2 separate regions of the Homo sapiens genome follow, and region 1 is linked to region 2. A link is a loop called in an ENCODE intact Hi-C map of the cell type or tissue named here. Cell type or tissue: MCF 10A. All regions are shown on one strand. Each heading gives the region's core, and the rest is flanking DNA. Links, peaks and the distances in the headings are about the cores only. Region 1 has its middle 130 kb from the start of TMEM30B. Region 2 has its middle 97 kb from the start of SLC38A6.

Region 1 (5,382 bases), core at 176-5,175, 70 kb after region 2:
TTCCAGGCTCAATAAATGCCATAGTTATTATTTCTGATAATAATAAAAGAGCTGTAGCAGTAAGACTTTTGAATGCTGCCAAATTTGCACTGTACATCGTCCAGCTGAATTGCCAAGGTCTCTTACTCCTGGATTGAGCCCAGGATTTTGTTTTGTCTTTGGTGTCATCAAGCCACTAACATGTAAAATGGGAACGTGAATACCTACCCTATGAGAATGTTACAAGAGATTTACACAAAGCTCCTAGCAGTTCCCACCATGTACTGAAGGCCCAACGAATGGTAGTTATTTTGACGAAAGCATTTCTACTGTGCTCTTTAAAAAATTATTGGAGAGTATTTATTCCTCATAGTCCCAGTTATGCTAGGAGGCCCTACAGGGTGGTGGCTAAGAGTACAATCTTTGGAGTCAGATTGATATGGACTTGTGTGCTCGCTCCACCATATCAGGGGGCCTTTCTGAGCCTCGGGCACCTTTTCTATAAAATGGGATACATTCTACAAAATAGGTTATAACATACCTACTTCATAAAATGGTGGAAAAAGTACACGACTGTGCCTGAAAAGAACTTAGCACAATGTATGTACATAGTAGTTGTGATCATCAATATGCTTCCTAGGGGAATGAGTGTGTTTCCTGTTGAGAGATGGAGACATGAAATTACAGAGTGGCTGTGGGACAGGCCCCAAGGACACTGTACCTTTTCACATAGGCTGCGAGCAAAAGCTCATTGAGTCAATCATTTGTGGAGGTGATGGGGTGGAATCTTAACAGAAGGCAGCAAGGACAGGGTTTTTAGGGATTGGGGACACATTCAGGACACATAGGAGAGCTCTGCAGTCAGTCTTTTGCTGGTGATCACCCCTTCAGAAAGCTGGGGCTTCCCCATCATCTGACTATGAACATATTTGATGCAGAATAACTCCATGATACAGCTGTGACAAGAGGCCAGGCCTCCAGTTTCCAGTCTACAGCTTATTTTACTGAGAAAGTTTCTTGTCAGGGTGAGATTTTCAACTGGTGGGGAGAAAATTATTCCAAAACCACTGTTTTTTAATTTCAAAAGCAAGTTTTTTTTTTTGTTTTTTGTTTTAAGAATTGTATTGGTACTCTGAGCTTGTTATTTTAAAAGAAGCTGTCAATTGAAGTTTTTATTATATGATCAATATCACCCAGGATTCTTTACAAGGATGATGTGCAGCAGCTGCTGTAACTCTTGGCTTCTTGTCAGCATTATAATTTGGCGTAAAGTTATGGGGAGGTGACAGAGAGGGAGGGGAAGGAGTCATGTGACAAGAGAGGGTGGTGAGATCTTTTGAAGAAGTTAGAAGCGGTAAAGAATCTCAGCCTACAGCAGCTGGTGAGAAACTTAAAATACAGGACTGTGGGTCCTTGGAGCCATTTTGAATTGGAGGATGTTTTCATAAAGGCTGCAAAAATAAACCTTCCTGGATGAAAGCATGTGGCTACGTGCATTTAAACACACGCCCTCTGTTCCAATAACACCGCGATTCTGAGCTATCCCTGATGCACCAGCAAGGAAGAGAATAAACTCCTTCGTTTCCCAACATCCTTGCTGAGGGCTTGGAGGGACAGCTCTCACTCAATTTTCCAGCCTGGTAAGGCTTTGAACATGAAACAGACGTGTCCCCGGGGCTCTTACAAAATGAGCCACAGCAGGCTGATGTCAGGGCATGGATTCATGGGCTGCCGGGGGGTTAACATCTCTTGCAATTCCAAATAAGAAAAAAGCCTGCATTCTTCTTCATTCCTCCCATTTCACACATCCCTGGCAGCTGGGTTTCCCAATGCTTCATTGAGGCCAATGTGCGTGAAGGAATGGATCAGCAGGAGCAGGCCATCAGGCGGCCATTTTAAGCCCTTGGCCTCCATCCCCACTCCCCACGCTGGGGCGAGACAGACAGGCCTTTGTGTGCCTGGAGCCGGCTAAGCCAGGATGTGACTGTGAGCTGGAATCTGACCTTTCATGGGCTCCAGCACCTGTCAGAAAAACGAACAAGCTTGGGGTGTTTTTTCCGCTCCGGACTTAAATGCCAGTTTTGTGACTCCCTCACAGTGGAACTGTGCCAAGGCAGTTGTGGTCAACTCCAGCTCTCCGAGGAGCAGACCTGAGACGTAAGTGATGGACGGCCCCGCGTTTCTGAGGCCTGGCCAGCTCTCGGCTCAGGTTGAATTCAAGCCGAGCCCAGGACTTCAGTGCTTGAGTTAGGAACCTCAGAGCAGATCAAAACAGCCACATTACTCCGGCACCCTGTGGTGCATGTGAGTGTGTGTGTGTGCACGTGTGTGGGTGTGTGTGCATGCATTCAGCACTGGAACAAAGACCCAGTCACGGTGACCCTGACATAGATGGCTGTCCATTCATCAGGAGTGGGATTATGGAGCAGTGTTGGCACCCCCTCTGCCCACCCCGTCTTGGCCTGCTGCGGCAGTCTGATTATGAACATTCTAGTCATTCTTGGGTTGGACCCTGCCACTTGTGATCCACAGGACCTCAGTCAAATGACTTAACGTTTCTGAACCTCAACTTTGTCAGCCATGAAATGGGGATTAAAATGCCTTATTCCAATGGTGGTTGTGATTTAAATGAGATAATATATACAAAGCACCAAGCATCTTGTGAAAGCACCTTGGAGACACTTAGTCAATAGCCACCCTTTCCTCCCCTGTTGCAGAGCATGCTTGGGCTAGAAGGAAATGGGAGTTTCAGTCACTATTGATATTTGATTGCCCAATAGACACACACAGTTTTGATCATAGAAGAGGGGCTAGCTCAGCCTATCAATGGCTTCAGCTGTGGGAAGACAACTTTCCTCCTAAGTGTGGCCCCAGAGGATGTGGTGTTCAGGGCTCCTTAGTGGCCTGGCCTTTGGCTGGGAGTGGCTGTAGCTGTCTAAAGGGGCGGAGGGCTTTAGTGTGGACCTGTGGTTGGTGCACTCCCCTCCACCCCAAACAGGTTCAGAACCCTATAGGTGGAAGGAGGCTAAAGCGCACCCATGCTCCAGCCGAAGGAGCTTGTCCATTTGAGGTGAATATGGCCACTGCCCCTGCGTCTTTGGCTCCAGGGATCCTGCCTCTGCCCTCTCATTTCACAGGATAGTGGTCCAAGGCTAAGAAGTAGCAGCTGAAGTGGAAGGCAATGTCTGCAGTTACACAGATGGCTGGCCCAGAGCTCGAGACATGCAGGAGATGTCAAAGAAAAAAAATAAAAATCGAATCCTCATTCTCAAGGCTATCGATAATTTAAAAGTTCATAAATATTGATCCCATAAAATCTGATTTTGGAATCACATGGATTCCAAAATAAACAAAATTGTATTTTAGATGTGAAGTTTATGTTTCTTTGACTTTACCACATCTTGTGAAAATGGATGTATAGATTTTTACCAATTTTGGAGGGTGTGATGAGGGTGACAGAAAATGTAGGCTCTGCCCTGGGAGAGAGCTTGAAGAGATAAGTAATCATTTGCCAGAGGGAATGAAACTGAAATCTAGTGACAGGTAGCTGTGCCTGGCAGGCAGGGAGGAGTGGCCCTCGAACTAAGAGGCTGGGCCAAGAAAACAAATGGCGGTGGATGAGCCCCACATTGGAACGTGGTTGTTGATTTGCAACATGCTGCTTCCTGTAGAGCAACTCTGGGTAGTCAGCTGCAAAGTGAGGAAAACAGATTTATTCCTTTAACTATTCTGAAGAATACAAACTAAACCAGTTAGTACACACAAATAGCCTGTAATGCTATAATGTCCATTATCTTTATTTAGTTTGTTTAATTTCCTTCCTTCCTACCTTCCTTCCCTCCCTTCCTTCTTTCCTTCCTTTCTCTCTGTTTTTTCCTTTCTTTCTTTCTTTCTCTTTCTTTTCTTTCTTTCTTTTTCTTTCTTCTTTTCTTCCTTCCTTTCCCTCTCTTTCTTTTTCTTTCTTCTTTCTTTCCTTCCTTCCTTTCCCTCTCTTTCTTTCTTTTTTCTCCTTCCTTCCTTCCTTCCCTCCTTCTTTTTCTTTTCTTTTTTCTTTTCTTTCTGTAGAGCTGAAGGTCTTTTCTTTCTGTAGAGATGAGGGTCTTGCTATCCTCAGCAAGTGCTTGCGATCCCCCCAAAGTGCTGGGATTATAGGTGTGAGCCACTGCACCCAGCCTAGTTTAACTTTTTAAAGGATGCTGTTGCTTGTCTAGACTATACATTTTGTAGCCTTTCTGTTACTAGTGTTTGAAACATAGTCTGCAGTGTGCCAAACACTTCCCTTCAAATGCTTATCATAAGGATTCTTCTACAAGGAAGCTTCTGTTGCCCCCATTTCACAGATGAGGCTCAAGGAAGTTGGGTAACTTGCCCCGCATCACCCAGCTAGTAAATGGCAGAGTTGGGGCATAAACTTGTGTGTGTTTATTCCAGAACCCAAATTCTTGACCAGAATGGGATGTTGCCTTTTCCTGTGGTTTCTTAAAACGCCATTCATTTACTACAAAGATATTCAGATGGTCAAAATTTGATTTTGTTGATACATAGTTACTTTAGTCAATCAAATTGCACGCTGAAAATGTATTTCTTTGTACCTATCAAAAAGTCTGGGTTTTGAAAATTCAAATGAAACATTTTTAAAGCTCTAAATTAGATTTTCACTGGTAAGCATGTTATCTGATCATGTTATTATTTGATGTTTGATAAATACTCACCGCTACTGTTTGGTGCTCAGTTGGACAGTTAAAAGGTGGCTTGTTTCAGTCTTAATCTGAAATACATTAAGAAGGGTCACCCAAGCCCAGGCAGGCTTTGCTAAAGGTTTTTTGCATTGGTCACAGTTTTGACTTATAGATCAACAATTAGTTGCAGATGTCGACAGTAATAAGGAGTGTAGAAAGGGTCAGGAGAACACTTCGTTCCCATTTGAGAGGAATTTAGAACTTAAAAAAATACTCTGTTAATTCTGAGCTGCCAACATATACACATTTATGCATGTATGTAACTCACTGGAAAAACAGTCAAATTTTTGAAAGTAGTAGACCATAGTTCTATGGACTTTAAAATGCAATTCAATAAAAACTCGGTTTTTAAAAGTAACCATTAATAAGAAGAATAACAAGAATCATTTTCACATTTCTTTCATCTCTGTAACTCAACAAACATGTAAGTTTCAAAAATTACAATAATGACTCATATAAAAATGTTAACAATAATAATGAGAAGCACACCATGTTCAGAGTAAAGTACTAAGTGCTCCATTTGTCTATTTTTGCGTTCATCATCACACTCACTCTCTGAGTGAGACTCTGTCATTTGCTCCACTTAGAAGTAAGGAAAATGGAAGGTCATGGAGGGCAAGGTCAAGACCCTGCCACAGCTTGGGCGCCTCACCCCTGTATGCTA
Region 2 (5,382 bases), core at 303-5,302:
CGGAGTTTCACTTTTTTTGCCCAGACTGGAGTGCAATGCTGTGATCTCGGCTCACTGTAACCTCCACCTCCCAGGTTCAAGCAATTCTCCTGCCTCAGCCTCCCAAGTAGCTGGGATTACAGGCATGAGCCACCACACCCAGCTAATTTTGTATTTTTAGTAGAGACGAGGTTTCTCCATGTTCATCAGGCTGGTCTTGAACTCCCGACCTCAGGTGATCTGCCCGTCTTGGCCTCCCAAAGTGCTGGGATTGCAGGCATGAGCCACCACACCCGGCCTTCAACTCAACTTCTACTTAGATGGTGGCAGTAGGAATCAGAGGGAGTGGGGCCCCTAGGGAAGAGCACTCCCATGGAAAAAGAGTAGAAACAAATTTTATAATTCCCTGGTTTTCTTACCCAGTTCTCCAACCTGCTAAAATCTGAAAAAGTTTCATACTTTAAATGAATGGAAGATCATTAGTCTCATAAAATAATATGACACTACTGAGCTGGCACTTCGGTGTATAGACCAGGTTCTATGCCAAGCACATTCTCATGTAATCTGAGGTAAGCACAGTTATATTCCCCATTTAATAGATTAGAAATTAAAGTTTAGAGAGACTGTAAGGTTAAATGACTTGTTCAAGGTTATACATCCTTAAGATGCCATCCTAAGAATAGAAACTGAAGTTTGACTATAAAGGCTGTGTGCTTAATTACCATGTAAATAAAGTGTATCCAACTGTTGGAGTTTTTTTCTACAAAAAGGTTCTGCTCATAGCAGATACATAGTCAATATTGACTGTGTTGAAGGCTGCTTTATTCATTTAAAATGTGGCACCTAAATCTGTTCTGTTACATCAGCCAGACAGTATTTTGGCCGGCCTTGTGTCCTCTTGAGTCATGGTTCATTGCCACAGCACTGTTGTTTCTCCTTTGTTAAGTATTTCAGAGGAAATTCTGGACAAAGGAAAGGTATATGGGTCTTCAAGTAGAGCAGGGATGTGTTCCAGTAGTTGTCAACTAGACTGAGAAAACTTGGATGTCTTACGAAACAATGTCAGAAATCCATTTCTGTGTTCTGTGACTTTCTACAAACACAATTTTTAAAAATCCAAATATAGCTTAGACCATCAGTAGTCTAATTCAGTGTTTCCCAGATTTGAGATTTCTTTTGGAACTTTAGAACGTCAAAATGAATCTTGGGACATTGATAAGATTGCAGACTTTTTATTTTATAAATTGATTAAGGATATTAAACTTGCCACTTTCAATATAAAAAATTAAGGAAGGTTATAACCTTTGTGAAAAACTTGCTACATAGTTATTTATCTCATCAAAGACCAGTGAAAACTTTCTCATAGACCAACACTTGGAAACTATCAGTCTAAATAACCAGTCTATATTCAAAAATTCAGTAAAGATTTCTTCACTTCTAATGCTCATTGACTTCAGTTATCTTATAGGTGGAAAGAAGTAGATACAAAAACAGATCTTGATTACAAAATTCGTTGATGACCTAGTTGACTCTTTCCCCAGTCATTACTAATCCTAACCTTTGGGAGCGAAAAATATCTAAATAAGTTCTGGTTTACAAATTTGCAAAATTTTTGTCAACACTTCAGAATTCAGAAAAAAACACAGGACATTTTTACTATATAACTTCCTAAGTTTATATGATATATCAAAAGTCAGTAAGGATTATACCATAATAATATTTACATTTCACAGGGAAGCAAAATACTTGGAGCCTCTCCTTGTCTTTGTCTAAAGATTTGTCATTCATTTGCATTCAAATAAATTCTTTGCTTTCATTCATCCAGAATGGTTCTCAATTTATTAGCTCATGAGACTACATAAATAGACTTGTATTCATACATTTTAATTTCAGTGTAAAATGGCTTTCCTCAATTTTTTTTTCTACTCAACTCTCCCAAAAGATGTCTAATCACTCCCACACTCAGTTACTTAAACATTTCATAATGTTGTTACTTCTATAGTAAAACAAAAAGTAATTTGCTTTTAATAAATCAGAGAGCCCTACTGTAGCAATCTAGAACTTTATTCTGGCGAGAGCAAATTCTCAAATTATATTTCCAGCCTCATTTGTGAATAGCTGATTTTCCCTGTCACAAAGCATTGTTAGGTAGGTACAGTATTTTTCTTTAGTTGGTAAACTACTGGAACTTACAATCCAATGGAGGTGACCTCTATACAATACCTGGGACGGTAATACCCTGAAGCGCAGGGTGTGGCTATTGCATGTGCCACATGCACATGAGGCCATCTGTGCGTGCTTGTTGAAAGAATGACATATCTTGGTGAGTAATATGAACATTAAAAGCTCTGCTGGATAAGCTCATAGAGGTGGGGTTCACTGCCTTCTGGGTGAGTGGGGAAGACTTTGTGAAGAAAGCAACAACTGAAGTAAAATTGAAGGATAACCAAAGTAGAAATGAGAATGAAAGGAAGATACTCCTGTTTGGAAAGAAAATACTAACAATATGTACAGGAAAATACAAGGTATACTTTGGAGATGACAAGTAAAAATTTTGCCAGGAGCACAGATGTAATAGCAATTTGAGAAGTAAAGCTGAAGGGTAGGATCCTGATGTAGAGAATGCTGGACCCAGGCTGAGCTTGGACTTTACATCAAGTAGAAGTGGTAGAGAAAGATTAATTGCCTCTCTGCATTGGACTAGTGCCATCGTCTTCCAAAAGCTAAAAAGAAGCACTTTAGGCCTTCAAGGGCTAGTTATCTAAAAACCACACTTGATTTGTTCTTAAGTCTCAGCTCCTGGGCATATGAGGAACTTTTTCTGGAGTTTTGGAAAATTCCTCATGCCCTCAGATCCTATTAAGACCTCTGGCATCTTTTTTTTTTTAATTATTTAATTTATTTATTTTTATTTTTTATTTTATTTATTTATTTATTTATTTATTTTGAGACAGGGTCTCATTCTGTCGCACAGGTTGGCGTGCAGTGGTGTGATCTCAGCTCATTGCAACCTCTGCCTCCCGGACTCAAGCAATCCTCCCACCTCAGCCTCCAGAGTAGCTGAGACTACAGGTATGCGCCACCATGCCCAGCTAATTTTTGTACTTTTTGTAGAGACAGGGTTTCACCATGTTGCCCAGGCTAGTCTCGAACTCCTGAGCTCAAGCAATCCGCCCACTTTGGCCTCCCAAAATTCTGGGATTACAGGCGTGAGCCACCGAGCCAGGTCAAGACCTCTGGCATCTTAAGAGACTTCCTATGAGTTCCTGCCTCCAAACTTTTTTTTTTTTTTTTTTTTTTGAGACAGAGTCTCGCTCTGTCGCCCAGGCTGGAGTGCAGTGGCGGGTATTGGCTTACTGCAACCTCTGCCTCCCGGGTTCAAGCGATTCTCCTGCCTCCACCTCCTGAGTAGCTGGGATTACAGGCACACACTACTACACCTAGCTAATTTTTCTATTTTTATTAGAGGCGGGGTTTCACCATGTTGGTCAGGCTGGTCTCGAACTTCTGACCTCTGGTGATCTACCCACCTCAGCCTCCCAGAGTGCTGGGATTACAGGTGTGAGCCACTGTGCCCGGCCTCCTGCCTCCAAACTTTTGCACAAACCATTCATGTTGTTTTTCTCTTTCCCCTCCAAAGCGTTTCTTCTCCCTCAAAACCTGTTTCCACACTCAACCTCCTCTAGAAGGACTTACCTGACTATGACTTAATGTAACTGCTCCATTACTCAGGAAACCTATGCTCAACATCTTGATGCTACATTTAATTTCTCTAAATGATAAAATATACAAATTCTTGTATATTTGTATGTCTAACCACCCTGCGACAGCCTTTAGGAAAGGTTCCACATCTGCCAACTCCTTTGTATCCTCCATCCAGAACCTGCCTCCCATCCCTACTTTACCCATCCACCTCAGAGACTTCATGGTACAGTGCAGTATACTTGGTGAGTGTTGATGGTTTAAGAGTGTGCCCTGAACAACGAAGGATTTCTTTGAGGCTGAAATCCTGTGGGATCCATGGAATGGGAGTTTCACCTGTCTTTGGCTTCTGCTCCTTTCCCCAGCATGTGTAGAGCTTCTAGAACAGTCCCCAGCAAGAGAGGATCACTTGGTACACCTCTTTCTTATCCTCACTGTCTCCAGTCTCTGCTGTAGGCCTGCTAGTGATGATCAGGATACAGGTTTTAACATGGCCAAGCTGTTAATAACCTGAGATTGGGCACCATGAACAATAAGCATTAAAAGGCAATAACAACAACAACAACATAACCTGTTAATTTTATGCAGGCTTAATTTTTTAAAGAACTATTTCTTCCTAACTTGCTTTTACTCTTCTTCATCTACTTTCTCATACCTATGACTGACAATGATAAGGACACCCACCCACTATACACACCTAATTCCATCCCTCCAAATTTGATTTCGTGTTCTCTAGAGCTGGCGTGTTATGTGACCTATTGTGGGGAGAGGCTCAGCTGAGGGACTCTGTGATGCCAAATGGACAAAGGCACACTTTTTTCTCCAGGTCCCAGCCTGGTGAAAGTCATAGCACCTGAGAATTTGGAGCTGACTCTCTCCTTTGGAAATTGTGCCTTCCAAAAATATATCTTACACTGCCTGTACCTGCATGCAATAGGTTTTGGTTCTTACCAACTGCAGCTTCAGTCTGAACTTGAGTTCTACCCTCATGGATGCAAATCAAAACAGCTCAGAATCAAGTCTGGGAAGCAAGTCGAAGTGGTTTGATTTGCATGGGGAGCTTTTGTCTCTGCATGAAGGCAGCCAAATTCCCTAGGCTCCCCAGCCCTCCGGAAATATGCTTTACAGGACCCGGGGGCCCAGGCCCAGTCGGGTGGGTGTGATTTGAATGTTCTCTGCTACAGCTGCTGCACCGGGCCCTGGTCACTGCTGTTGGTTTCGCTCCATTTTACTGCCTCAGAATCCCCCTGTGCATGTTAGTGGTTAATACAGCAGCCAGGAGACGCCAGACAGCTCTCGGCACCTGGTTCAAATTTAAGGCTCATTTACACATGATGTCACACACGCATTGTCAGCGCGAGGGAGGTCAGGATGGTTCATTTTGGGAAGGTTCACATTGTTGAGTCTTTACAACACTCACTGCTATTAATGCTTTAACCATCTGACTTGGATTTCGGTTTTCTGGCATGAGGTAATCCCAGGCACTAGATTTATATGCTGAATGGGAAGCCAGCAATGGTGGCTAATCATGCTGGTTTGCAGATCTGCACCTCTGGAGCCTTGGGATGGAATTAGAGGGCCACATGGCAAGTAGCAAATCATAGGCGTTTTGAGCAGGAGAGGAATTAGCCAGACCTGGAAGCAGGGGCCATAGATGGGGTGTTGTCTGAGCCAGGAAGTTTGATTGAAGAATGGAAACCA

Evidence for each region. A loop is a pair of places that touch in the nucleus more often than their neighbours do. Peaks named below come from ENCODE experiments on the same cell type or tissue, not always from the same donor. Only the 100,000 strongest peaks of a DNase experiment are listed, where the experiment ranks them.
Region 1: a loop joins it to region 2, with 2.0 times the contacts of the local background. A loop is called at or near these places in 2 of 110 quality-filtered maps.

Annotation. Positions count from the first base shown.
Region 1 is chr14:61,146,194-61,151,575 of GRCh38, forward strand. No RefSeq gene overlaps it. Among named protein-coding and RNA genes, the nearest start is that of TMEM30B, 130 kb to the right of the region's middle. In MCF 10A, for the core only: no CTCF peak of the experiment used is centred there; a DNase peak (open chromatin) is centred at 2,078.
Region 2 is chr14:61,075,877-61,081,258 of GRCh38, forward strand. It overlaps a transcript of SLC38A6 not described here. Among named protein-coding and RNA genes, the nearest start is that of SLC38A6, 97 kb to the left of the region's middle. In MCF 10A, for the core only: no CTCF peak of the experiment used is centred there; DNase peaks (open chromatin) are centred at 875 and 2,255.